Linked DNA regions of Homo sapiens: all the other regions are linked to region 4. A link is a contact called in ENCODE Hi-C or POLR2A ChIA-PET data. All regions are on one chromosome and are shown on one strand. The core of a region is the stretch at or near the end of the contact, and the rest is flanking DNA. Distances in the headings are between cores, read along the strand shown.

What was found. Hi-C counts contacts between places; a loop is a spot of excess contacts on that map. ChIA-PET counts read pairs that join two places held with the same protein, here RNA polymerase II (POLR2A). Pooled maps may share reads with other maps.
Region 1: a map with no recorded cell type shows a loop between it and region 4 (2.1-fold over the local background). The contact joins two enhancer-like sites. A Hi-C loop is called at or near these places in 1 of 37 single-sample maps with no recorded cell type. POLR2A ChIA-PET finds 5 or more read pairs at or near these places in 1 of 52 experiments (T-cell).
Region 2: a loop to region 4 is called in a pooled map, with 2.6 times the contacts of the local background. The contact joins two enhancer-like sites. A Hi-C loop is called at or near these places in 1 of 168 maps with a recorded cell type or tissue (endothelial cell of umbilical vein) and 2 of 50 pooled maps. POLR2A ChIA-PET finds 5 or more read pairs at or near these places in 1 of 52 experiments (RWPE1).
Region 3: a map of Right ventricle myocardium inferior shows a loop between it and region 4 (2.4-fold over the local background). The contact joins two enhancer-like sites. A Hi-C loop is called at or near these places in 2 of 168 maps with a recorded cell type or tissue (Right ventricle myocardium inferior and cardiac septum), 2 of 37 single-sample maps with no recorded cell type and 5 of 50 pooled maps.

Annotation. Positions count from the first base shown.
Region 1 is chr4:79,621,612-79,625,048 of GRCh38, reverse strand. It overlaps LOC107986294 (a long non-coding RNA gene), which reads right to left. Exons shown (of 7, transcript XR_007058155.1): 7 at 1,573-1,821. Among named protein-coding and RNA genes, the nearest start is that of LINC02469, 40 kb to the left of the region's middle. Within about 2 kb of position 1,873, at least 2 of the 41 ENCODE cell types and tissues checked have a DNase peak (open chromatin) inside an H3K27ac peak, as active enhancers do.
Region 2 is chr4:79,648,936-79,652,311 of GRCh38, reverse strand. No RefSeq gene overlaps it. Among named protein-coding and RNA genes, the nearest start is that of LINC02469, 13 kb to the left of the region's middle. Within about 2 kb of position 1,876, at least 2 of the 41 ENCODE cell types and tissues checked have a DNase peak (open chromatin) inside an H3K27ac peak, as active enhancers do.
Region 3 is chr4:79,597,669-79,600,813 of GRCh38, reverse strand. It overlaps LOC107986294 (a long non-coding RNA gene), which reads right to left. Exons shown (of 7, transcript XR_007058155.1): 5 at 37-86. Among named protein-coding and RNA genes, the nearest start is that of LINC02469, 64 kb to the left of the region's middle. Within about 2 kb of position 1,838, at least 4 of the 41 ENCODE cell types and tissues checked have a DNase peak (open chromatin) inside an H3K27ac peak, as active enhancers do.
Region 4 is chr4:80,211,715-80,214,943 of GRCh38, reverse strand. No RefSeq gene overlaps it. Among named protein-coding and RNA genes, the nearest start is that of PRDM8, 16 kb to the right of the region's middle. Within about 2 kb of position 1,588, at least 2 of the 41 ENCODE cell types and tissues checked have a DNase peak (open chromatin) inside an H3K27ac peak, as active enhancers do.

The DNA of each region.
Region 1 (3,437 bases), core at 624-3,123, 590 kb after region 4:
CATTGTATAAAAGAAAAATAAATAAATTTGATGATAATTCCAAAGCATTCCACTGTGTTGTGGGAATTAATAACTTTTGCAAACCTGTTTTTGAGGCTTTTCTAGTATGTACTAAACATTACTAAACTCAATTTTCACTATTCTCTAAGTAACTTCTCTCACTTTAAAAAAATAAGCTATCTTTCCTTCTGTCTTAGAGACCATGTACCTTTTTAGCATTGATGAAAGAAGCACTTTCTATGGTCATAAATACACAAATTAGATCCACTCCATGGACACTCAGGAAAAACTTTTTATAAAAAGTGAGTTCTAATTTCAGTTGTTTGAAAATACCGTAGGACATCAGAATTAAGAGAGGTTGCTTTCCAAATAAATGCCCTTATTAAGCAAACAAGGATACTGAAGCCCAAATTGAAGTGACCAAATAAAATCAAGTGGTGAGTCTGTGGCTAGCCTGGATTTAGTACTAGAGCTTCAGTTGGCTGTCGAATTATTACGTGTGTTTTCCCACCATGTGGTACAAGGCCTCTCACTGTAGTAAAAGAGTAAATGAGAAGCTGAGTAGATTTTTCCACAAGTTGATTTTTGTTCGTTAGTTTGTTTTGTCCAAATAATGTCTCATTTTGCACTCAAATTGGTTTACTTATAGCATTTTCCTAAAAGGAAGATATCATTCATTCATCTATTCATTCATTCCACAAACATCTTCTGAGAATCGGATACATGGCAGGCATCTTAGTGGGTGATACAAGAGCATTTATAATCTAGTAATATAACCCAGTGTACAGCAACACAAGTGTGGATAAACAAGGAGCTTCCTAATACAATCCCAGCACATGTTCCTCCTACTAACCTCAAAATAAGATGTAAACCCTGTAGCTATAGTACCTGGTCTTGTCTCAGCTCTACCACTTTCCTGCATGCCCTCAGGAAAATTACTAAATCTCACTGCTGCAGTCTCCTAATATGTATAATTATAGTACTTACCTTATAGAGTGGCTGTAATGATTAATAATTGGTAATTAATTGACATAACTTGAAGATTTTTCAATCATCCAGACACATAAGAAGTGTTCAATAAACAGAATTATTATTATTACTTTTGCTACCACCAAAAAATGAAAAGTTTTCCACAGATAGCCTCCAAGACAACCAAGGTCTAAACTCCATTTCCTGTTATTTTAATCCCTTCCAGTTCCCCTGTCTCCCCTTTAATTCTGACAGAGCATCTAATTTTAAGATACATTTTAATGGCTATTTCTGCAAACAGAACATTTAGCAGTTTGGTGATGAAATCAGGGCAGTTTGAGATGTCGCACGCTAACTAGTTACACTGCACAAAGCCTAACAGTTTGCTTTCTGTTTTTAAAGAAGCGTTTCGTTTAGCCATACTTGTGGCGGCACATGTAATTGAAAAGAGGCATATGGAGACCAGCATGCGAAGCCTAACAAACACTTCAGAGTGGCTTAAAAACTATGCTAATCAGTTTTGGGAAACCATGTTTTAATCTAAAAGAAAAAAAAGACAACCTCCTCAAACCTCAGGTGATTTTTAAAGAAACGGAGTCATTGTTGATATTAACTAACACTGGTTTATTTCCCTGTGCCCTGGCAAATGTCAGAAATAAAATTGAATAATATAAAAAGAAAGGAATGAGAGCACTCGTGACCTGTAGTTTTATGGAGCAGAAATGAACTCTTAATGGAGGTAAGCCAGGACACCAGCACATGGTCAGAGTCTGAGTGCAGACTGTCTCCTCCAGGACATGGAGAAGCGACACAGGCTCACTCTTCCCTCTGCAAGAAGGCGCTGAGCATTACCTGAAAACAAGGAAGGCATCAGATGAACAGACCTTTATAACAGAATGTGCATCTGCCAAGACAAAAATACACGACAAGCTTCTGGTGCTGGCACGCTGACAGTATGAGCAAGCTGTCTTAGTAGTGATTTTGCAAATCATTTGAGTTTAAATTCTATATAGGCTGTAGGGCCCCTGGAGCATCACTTTCTATATTTGGCCTCCTCATTTAGCTATGTTTGGAATAAATAGGCTATGGATAAAAATCATGCCCTTTAAGAGTTTTGCATACACACACTAGTTCTGCATATATATCATATGTGAACTGAGTGATTAATGCAAGTCTATGTTCTCATGCACACACACATACACACACGCATGCATGCACGCAGGCTTTCTAAATGTATTTTTAAGTTGTTTTCCTTTGTGATTTTTTTTCCTCTCTCTTTTTTTTTAAGTTCAGCTCTCTGGCATTTAGTAACCCACAAGCTGCTGTTTCTTTTTCCAAAGAAGTTCAGCTCGATGGAGGGGCCAAGAAAAATGAGCCCAACTGATGATTGTAATCTCGAAAGAAAATATGCTTTTTATCAGGGACCGCATGTTGCCAATGCCAATTAAAGTAAAACTGGGAGATTTCATCAGATACCAACCTGGAGAGCAGACATGACATGCCAAGTATAAGAAAGGAAAAGTATGTTTCAGGTGGAATTTCAGGGATGTCTATTTGAGGTGAAATGTAAAAATATAGGGTGGAAAGTGTAACACAGATTGCAGATTGAGCAATTGTTAACCATCTAGAGAAGAAATAGCACAAAAGCAATGGCATAGATTTTTATTTCAGCTGAGGTAGATGAACATCGTGACTCTGCCACTGACTGCTGGAATTATCTTCACATCTCCAGGGCTTAGTTTCCTCATCTGTAAATCAGGAATCACAAAATTCTGTTTGGATTTTTAAAAGTATTAATAATAATGTGGATTAAGAGACCAGTTTCACAGTATTTATTTGATAAAAGTTAAGAGAGAGAGAGAGAAATTATTAGTTTGTGGATAGACGGATCAAGAAGATCATGTTCCTTTTCAAGTGTTACGGGCAATCATTTAGACACATTCATCCTGCAAACACTGAGTATTCTGTTCATTATTCTAGTGTCTTTCAATGGTAGGCAAGGAGTATTGCAACGGTATGGCATCTTCTTACAGTTTTATTTCTGACACCAACTAATAACATATTCATGAGATCACCTGATTCTACCCCATCAACAGAGATTGCTTTTTACATTTGCTTTGGAGGTACAAAATGTTAAAGGTTAAGGAAAGCTTCACTTCAAGGTTACTCTGACTTAGTTCATTCCTAAAATGATTACGTCAACCTTGAAAGAGTATTGTATGGGTAAAATGAGAGAACCATGCAAAATTACTGACACCCAGTATATAATAAAAATAGTTTCTTTCTCCATTCCCTTAGGTGAGTTGAGTGTTTTTCATATTTTAAGAACTAGTAGAAGTTTGTTAGCTTTTGACTGTGTCTTTGTCTTAAAAAATTGGGTACAAGGGCTGAAATTCATGATTGAAAGACTGGAAATATTTTTGTGCTTTCCAAAGTGTTGAACTTGAGAGAGTTCTTTGAACTTGGTG
Region 2 (3,376 bases), core at 627-3,126, 560 kb after region 4:
ATTACTACATGCCATAGATTTCTTTCTTTCTTTTGTAATCAGGAAAAAATAGTCTGCTTCCATTGCTTAACTTGTGTTTTTATTGTCTATGATAACCAGATCTTTGGCTGTACTTTCTTTAAAAATATAAAATTTCCTAGAATTAAAAACTTTTAAAAACTTTCTGTAAGAGAGGTTTATTATTTTTATTTCATTTTTGTTTTGTTTGCTGGAAAATGGGATATATTAAAGCGTATTATTTTTTAAGGACTCATTTTAATTTGTTGGGTGGTGGCTGAGCTAAAATATGTGTTGTTAATATAAAATAAGAAAAGTCAGGAGACATATCTGTATCTATGAGAGTAGGCATTAGTGAGAGTAAACAGAATGGACTTCTAGAGTAGAATTTGATTCTGTAGCATTCTGTTTGTGTGATAAAAATTCCTCCTTAATACATTCCAGATCAATCAAGATATTAAAGCCAAGGTTATTTGCATCCATCAAATGTAATCACACCCACTGGCATCAGGGCTATGGAATTCTGGGCTTCACTTGCCCTGGGAGTTCAAAGGCTGTAGCAATAACCCATTAGCATATTTCCCACAGACAGGGTAGTGGAATGATTGAATATTTAACCAATGCCAAACATCACAATGCACCTCCTCTACTTGAGAATTGAACCTGTCAGCTCCTAAATTGTTTGCATTTTCAAGCAGTTAACACAGTTTACCATCTGAAAACCATCACATCACCCCTATTTCTATAGCAAATTGCTTCATAAATGTTAAGTTAAAGGATAATGTTATACTTCCAACCATAATTGGCAGACTGAGATAATTTGTTCCATGTATATTTTATCACTGACTTAAGAGGGAATAGCAAAGGGAAGAGTAGGAACCACTGCTCACATTTTTGGCATAAAATAATAGCTGCTTTTTCTTAAGTAGATGAATCAAAAAAACCACAAAACTTGCACTTATTTATTGTGAGTCTGATGTTACCTCATCAAGAGAAACTGATCAGGTTTCTATGGTATTTCACATCTACAAACCATGGCATTATTTCCACCAGCTGTTAATGCTGCTACTAAAATTAGGGCCAGGAGCTCCACAGCTTAAGCAACTTAAGTGGGTTTGGAAATAACATTTGTTCACGCTCTGTTTATATGCTTTTGGTTTTTCATAAGTACAGTATGTTAGAGGAGCTCATCGTGAAATTCATTTCTACGTAATTAGAGTAGCCAAGTTCAAGGAGTATGGTGCCTGTTTGAGATTTCTCAGTTTCACTTTACTGGGTTGGAATGCCCTGTCCCAGTTTGGCTCAGACATGATATTTCCTCTAGACTAGAGTTGTAAAGAAAGCAATTTAAAATGCATAAGCACAGTGCCTGAGTCATACCATATATCAACCACCCAGCAGGATATTCACACTAAAGCATTGTCTCACTTCCTAATTGCTAAAGGAAAGTCCCTACTCCCTTCCCAACTATTTAATATTCATGTGAATTTGTATCAACTGTGTCCAGGCAGAATGAAAAGCTACATATTAGAGCATCATAGAATAACTTGAAATTCACAGGACCAGATTTTCCCCAGAACAAACTTTTCAAATTGAAGAATCAAGGATTCTTATTTTACCTTAATTTTTCCTGGAAAAAAAAAAAGCCAGAACTAGATGTCAGGAAGCTTGAGTTGTAGCCTTTGCTCAACCACTAAATAATTAGATAATTCAACCAACATGTATTTATACTTATTAAGGGTTTTTCATAGTGGTAGATGTCAGAATCGAGGAAATTCATGCTTTTACAAAATTCATAGCCTGGTGGTGGGAACTAATTGGATAATTCATTTTGGTAACACTTTACCAGTCTAACTTCTCAAAAGGCGACACACAAGGCAAATACATGAAAAAAATGCTCAGCATCATTAGTCATCAGAGACATGCAAATCAAAACCATAATGAGAGATACCATCTCATATCAGTCAGAATGGCTATTATTAAAAAGTCAAAAAACAGATACTGGCAAGGCTGTGGAGAAAATGGAATACTTATACACTATTGGTGTGAATGTAAATTAGTTCAGCCACTGTGGAAAGTAGTTTAGAAATTTTTCAAAGAACTAAAAAATAGAACTACCTTTGACCCAGCAATCCCATTACTGGGTATATAACCAAAAGAAAACAAATCATTCTATCAAAAAGACACATGCACTCACATGCTCTTGGCAGCACTATTCACAATAACAAAGACATGGAACCAACCTAGGGGCTCATCAATGTTGGATTGAACAAACAAAATGTGATACATATACATCATGGAATACTTCGCAGCCATAAAAAAGAATAAAATCACATCCTTTGCAGCAACATGGATGCAGATAGAGGCCATCATCCTAAGCAAACTAAAGCAGAAATAGAGAACCAAATACTGTATGCTCTCATTAAAAGTGGGAGCTAAACATTGGGTACTCATGGACATAAAGGAGGGAGGGATAGGAGCAAGGGTTGTGAAACTAACTATCTGGTACTATGCTCAGTACCTGAATGATGGGATCATTTGTACCTCAAACTTCAGCATCACTCAGTATATTCACGTAACAAACTGTACATTTACTCCTTGAATGTAAAATAAAAGTTTTTGTTTTTTTTTTTAAAGTACTTTACCAGTCTACACACCTCATCTGTAAGATGGAAGAGTTGGAGCAGGTGATATTTTTAACCATAATTTTATGATTTTATGTTAAAAAAATGTATCTCACAAGTCAACATGTTTTCAAAATGTACCATGTGCCAAGCACTGTGCATTTCACTTTACAGGCTTGTTCTCGCTTAATCCCCACATGAGCACCATGAGGTTAGGTGCTAATGCAGAGATGCTATGTGACTGGTTTGAGGTGGCACATCTGGTAAATGGCAGATACAGAACTGGAACGCCAGTCTGTCTGCCTTCAAAAGCCGTGCACTTGCAACTAATGTAAACTACCTCAAAATAAGAGTCAACTAAGAGTACCCATTAGAAATATGATTAAGATGGAATTATAGCCTACACAATAAAAAGTCATGACACATTTTCAAGGTGAAACCAATGTGTTGAGAGGAAGATTGGGAGGAAGATTGAATTTCTAGATCAAGTCTGTTTAGAGATTAAGTGCAGTTATGTGCTATTATATTCCATAATTTATGTTTTTCTTGCAGAATAAAAATCAAGAGAGGAACGTGAGCTGGAACATGGTGTTTGGGAATAATAAAACATGCTATTTGTCTGTGTGCATTTACTGCTGGCTGGTTGAAGTAGAAACCGTTTAGCAGTCCACAGAGCAGCAGCATGATATCACGGAAGGAGCTTGGTCTGGGGACCCGATTCTTGCCAATGACACTGCATGGCATGGGGAACTCAT
Region 3 (3,145 bases), core at 589-3,088, 610 kb after region 4:
AAGGCAGCATCTGCAAGCCAGAAAGAGAGGCCTCACCAGAAACCAATCCCACTGGCATCTTGATCTTGGACTTTCTGCATCCAGCACTGTGAGAAAAAAAAAAAAAATGTTATTTAAGCAGATCAGTCTGTGGTATTCTTTTATGGTGGCCCAGGAGGTCTAAGATGGATGGCATTCTGAGGGACGAGTAAGAATACACTTGTCACATGGGGGCAGCGGGGGAAGGAGTATATCCTGCCAAGGGAAGAGCATGTGCCTGAGGTGAGAGGCCTTGAGGGTGTTGCAGCGACTGAGCGATGTGTGTGGGAGCAAGGAGTGAAGCAGCAGGATCAGAATGGCAGCCTTGGAGCCCAGGTATGTTGATTACTTTGCTTTTTATCTAAAAAGTATTGGAAAACCCACTGAAAAGTTTAAATTAAGGGAGTAACATAAACAGATTTTCTACGAAAAAAATGTAATCTTGGCTTCAGTCCAGAGAACGGGTTGGAAGAAGCCAAGACTCAATGCAGGAGGTGAGGTCAGAGGCCGGTGTAGAAATTCAGGAGTGACAATTGTGGTGGCAGTGCAGGGCAGGGGAGTAGATGGACTCTAGAGTTGCTTAGGAGGGGCCATTGACTTGTTTTGTGATTGGCGACATATTTTGGGATGAGCAGACAGGTGTTCAGAATGGCTTTTGGTTTGGGGGCCTGCTTACCTCAGTGGATGGCACTGTGACTTACTTAGGGAACCATAGAGGAAAATACTTTTAATGGGGAATATTCTCATTCTTGTGACAGGTGAAACCAAGAGTCTGGTGGGTCTGGGAACTATGTTTAGGAGCCACTGATTTTTGCATAACAGGAAACTACTGGCTGCAGATGTAGTAAACAAGATTCATCTGCTGAGAGCCAGGCAGCACTCCAGGTTCAGAAAGGGAGCAGCCTCCAAAGCAGGAGATCTTCTGTTACAGACACTGGTCAACATGGGAGTGTGCACTATGATAGGAAGAATTCGGTGCCCTGGGATCACCCTTCATCCAGATACCAAGTCTCTGGTAGCAAGATTCACTTCACCTTCAATCAGGCTGAGGTGTTGATATTCTTTATACCCTAAGCAGGACTCACTCAGCATCTACACCAAGAGAAGGTATGGGTAATGGGTGATTCCTCCTCCCTGAGCCTGCTCTCTCAACTTCCAAATGAATGGAAGTCCCACTCCTCTCTTGTAATTATTGGCCAGGAAGCAATAGTCAGGCAGCTGATGTATTTACATATGTCTGCATAAATTCTTATTTAACAAATGTTTATGCAGTGCATATGCTTGTAACTTATTTTTTCCTCACAAGAATCTGATGAGGTACATAATATTATTATCATCATTATACAGAAAAGGAAACTGAGTCATAGAGAAAGCTGTGACTCTTGCTAACAAACTCTAGGTATTAAGAAGCATAGAGCTAGGATTTGTTTTCGGAATGTTGGTCTATTCTTACCATACCTACTACAATATTAATTGATTTTTTCCCTTTAATGTGTTTAATTAACTGGAATAACATTGACAATTTATGTTATGGAAGACTCAGATGTAAAAAGGCCTGTATCTAGTCCCTTTTGGTTCAAATGAGCTCCCAGAATTGGGCCCCAAGTAGGTTCCATTATCAATCCCCACATTTTAGCAGGTCCTTCTTAGGTTTTGAAAAAAAAAAAAAAAAAATGTCACATGCCCTTTTAGAGGAATCCCAAGAATAAACCATGGTAAATACAGTTGGTGCCAGACAGCCTACGCTAGAAACTGATTGTGTCTGCTTCGGCAGAGAACACAGACAGCCCTGGCAGAAAAGAAGTACAAGCTGTCCTCCTGTCGCCCCGGCAATGCATCCCAATTTCCACTACCTGCTGTTCCCACCTTCCTTTAGAAGGAGACAGAGAACTCTTGTAAATCTTCTGCTGGGTTTGTCAAGTCAGGTTACAGAATAAAGCAGAAAACTCCCTTGCACTCCAGACTGCTTTGCAGCTCAGTTGTAGCTGCAGTGTGTGTGTGTGTTTCACACCAAGATGTGTCTCTTAAAGAAAGGCTACGGCGAGGTACCATGAACTGTTAGTGGAGAGAAGGGCTAGGGCACCAACCATCCACACAACTATTACCCTTAGGGGATGTTAGCTTTCGGGCTGCTATTTTTAAAAGTAAAGTTAAAAAAGAAACTTAAAATATAAGAAAGTACACAGTTATAATTTGCTCAAAGAGAATAATAGAAGGATAAAATTATAAAAATCAAATAAAGAAAAAATAAAAACAAACAAAATAAATAATATAGATAGCATAAAGGTAAAAGAACTGTTAGACAAAATAAATCTAAAGCTTAATACAAGCAGCATGAGACGCATGGGTGAGGGCAGTTACAGAGAAATAAGGTATTCTGTACTTCCTCCCTTTACCACAAAAAGCACCTAAACCTGGTGCTTTAGGCCTTGAGGCATGAGACCCTTGGAAGGATTGCCTCAGTAGAAAGTCTCAGGCTAAAGCACTAGAATCTAGCACCCCTGCGTAATTCAGACATGTCTTCATACCCAAGGTTTTGAAGGAGGTCTAATCAACACCCAGCTGCCATGGGGCCCCTAGTATCCAGCAGTACAGTAAATACTGATAAAAACCAAATGATCAAGCAGAAATGTCCATTGCCCTCACCTCCATCTGCCTAGAGTTTGCCTTAATTCCACTACTATTGAAGAACATATGGTTTCCCTCTCAATATTCACTTAGATTTTCAGTAAGAAGGTTTAAAGCCACCTATCCTATCTCACAGACATCAAATTTAGCAATACTATTGTTGGTATTACTGATAATAACTGTGGCATTTGTTGCATGGTATTTGATTCTGTGTGTGGCGGGGGGCTGTATTTTGAACATATTTTTTGTCTCTTTTTTTTATTAAATGGCACTGATTTAGGTAACTATGTAGGTAGATTATATTAGCGGCCCTGAGTCTTCACCATTCCCTGTATGAAAGCCCTTTGCCATGTGTATTATTCAGGCTTTGATTTAAATATTAATCTCATCTAGAAACAAGCTCACAGATATACCCCGAATAACGTTTTACCAAATGTCTGGGCACCACATGGCCCAGTCAAGTTGACATATAAAATTAACTAGCCATGTGAGTTTGAAG
Region 4 (3,229 bases), core at 339-2,838:
GCTAGAAGGCCAAGAACAAAGTGTTGACAGGTTTGGTTTCTTCCGTGGTCTCTCTCCTTGGCTTGCAAATGGTCACCTTCTTACTGTATCCTCACATAGTCGCCCCTCTGTCTGTGTTATCTGTGTCCTAATCTACCCTTCATATAAGGACATCAGCCCTATTGGATTAGGACCCAACCAATAACTTAATTTTAAAGGCCCTAAATCCAAATACAGTCACATTCCAAGGTGTTGGGCGTTAAGACCTCAACATATGAACTTGGGTGAGGGGAGGGGCATAATTCAGCTCATAATAACTAGCAAGTCTGCATACACAGCATACTCCACATTTATAACCGACGTATTGTGATATAGAACCAAGAATGCTAGGTTGGAAGTTGTAATTCAAAAGCTGAGAAAAGTTCTTATAGATTATTTAATCCACTGATTCTTGACCCTTGATGCACAAAGATTTTTTTGAGGCACTAGCAATGCCCTGACAAAATACCCAGATATTATGATGAATTAATTTGGAGAGGGACCAGTCACTAGTATATTTTTAATACTTTCTAAATGTTTCTAATAGGACCACAATGAATAATCATTGATTTAGACAAATATTTCCCAGACGTGGTTAGAGAATCATCCAGAGGGTTTATTAAAATGCAAATCACAGGCCAGGTGCAGTGTGGCTCTTTCCTGTAATTCCCAGAACTTCTGGAGGCCAAGGCCGGAAGATTGCTTGAAACCAGGAGTTCAAGACCAGCCTAGGTAACAAAGCAAGACCCCATCTATACAAATTTAAAATAAAATTATCCAGGCACAGTGACATGCACTTGTAGTCCCAGCTACTCGGGAGGCTGAGACAGAGGACTGCCTGAGCCCAGGAGTTGGAGGCTGCAGTGAGCTATGATCACACCATTGCCCTCTAGCCCAGGTGACAGAGTGAGTCCCTATTAAAAAAAAAAAAAAATCAGTATCCTAGCCACTGCTGCCCTCATTCTGAATCTCCAGAAATTAGAGCCAAGCCTATTTACCACTCTCCCTAGTAATTATTACAAATTCTGAAGTCTGAGAATCTCTGATCTCATCTAACTCTCTCATTTACAGATGAGAAGACTGGAGTTTAGAGAAGTTAGTTCATTCAAGGTTACACAGCTGGAGAATGGTGGAGGCAGAATGAGAATAAATGTTTAATCTGACTTCTAATCTAATTTCTTAGCAGGATTCTTTGTGCTTATAAGCAACTGTGTGGACTTTAGACTTTATTTAGCAACTGTGTAGCCGTGGCCCCAGAATTAGAGGGCACCTACTCTTTCTTTCAGGCATGTGCTGACACATCTAGAAGGCAGGATCATCACAGCTATGTTTATATAAGGGTTGCATTCCAAGAGCCCTTATTGTGTTTGGAAATAATAAGCAACATCAGAACTGATGGGTGATTGTGAATACTGCATTATACCTGGTGCTCCTTTGGCCCCACCTCCTCAGACTCAGGCCTGAGTCCTAGGTGAATGGACACTGCAGTAGAAAGTTAAGTGACGTGAAGTGAATGGAAGAGTCTGTTTCCCTAGTACCAAAAGTTTCTGCAGCAAGAGTCAGTGGCGTCTGAATCACTTGAGGCCTAGAGTCACTCACCATCAGAAAGTGGCAGCCTCCGTGCAGTCATCAGCTGGCAGAGAAGCAGCAGTAGTTGACTAGCAGGCTGGAGTTGAGAGCAAAATGTTAGCTCAAGAGTTTTCAATTCTGCTGTTATTATTCATTTGAAAAACATAGCTTCAGACAGCTCTTGGGAGCTTGATGTCAGAGCCTGAATTGGTGAGGTTCGTGAACACACACATACAAATAAGTTGTGAAACAATTTTAGAAAATGAATGTGTAAAAATCCAAAAAATTCCCAGCACTTTGGGAGGCTAAGGCAGGTGGATAAGCTGAGGTCAGGAGTTCAAGACCAGCCTGGCCAACACGGTGAAACCCCGTCTCTACTAAAAATACAAAAAATTAGCCCAGCGTTTTGGCGGGCGCCTGTAATTCCAGCTACTTGGGAGGCTGAGGCAGGAGAATCGCTTGAACCCGGGAGGTGGAGGTTGCAGTAAGCTGAGTTTGCACCATTGCACTCCAGCCTGGGCAACAAGAGTGAACCTCCATCCCAAAAAAAAAAAAAAATCCAAAAAATAAAAAGCAAATTCCTCAGAGGGTGATGGTAGATGCACACTATATTTTCCATAAAGATTTAGCTTAAACATTTTCTTGAATAGGTACTTGCTCATGCAATTACATTTTTCTTGTTCTTACTAATGACCCTAACTTGAGTGGGCAAGGAGGAGTAAAATGTGAAAATCAATCTGAAACAAAGATAGAACATAAATGAAGTTTTTTTAAAAGTCTGTATTTACAACAACATAATTCAATTTACTGTCCATATTTCTGGAACATAGCTATTTTCTAGACTGATGTACTCCTACATTTTAATTTAAGTCATCATAGGGCTAGTTCTAACCTCTCTTCGGTGTTTCAAAAGTGAGGATCAAGAGCCACCTACTCTAAAATCATCTGGTGCTGGTTGCTGAAAATGCAAGATTCTAGGTCCCACATAAGATTCATCAAATCTCTGAGGGTGCCTATGGGAAACTGCATTTTTAACAGCTACCTTGGTGATTTAGAAAGGTCTCTCCCTGTGTGATCTAACTCTACAGTGTCCTATGGATAGTATTACTTTTTCTTTCCTTGTGAGCTCTTATTATCTATGGTTTATAATAAAATTTTCTGAGGATGGAAGGATTGGGGGAAATTATCTTCTTTTTGAGCCTTTTCTTATGGAGTCAATAACATGGGGAAGTCATTGCCAGAGGTCCCCTCTTTTTAGCATCCTTATCTGATTTTCTATTTGGCCATGTGCCTGGGTCTTCGAGCAGGCTGCTGTAAAGAGCCAGTATGACAGGCACTCAGAAATTGTACATTAAACTTTAAATTTCTTCTCCTGAAATGTATTCAAAGGAAAGCCCCCATCCCAGAGAAGAGAGTAACTTGTGAATATATATATATATATATATATATATATATATATATATCTGAAATATATATATGAGAAATATATATATCTAAAATTCCAAGTTTCTATTTCTGAGTTGTTATAAATAAATGTATTTTGAATATTTAAAGGATTTAAGAAATTCAAATGTGAGCTGCTGGCAATCATATAACTTGATGAGACTTGTTTTACCATGCTATTAGCTTTACTATGCTTGGA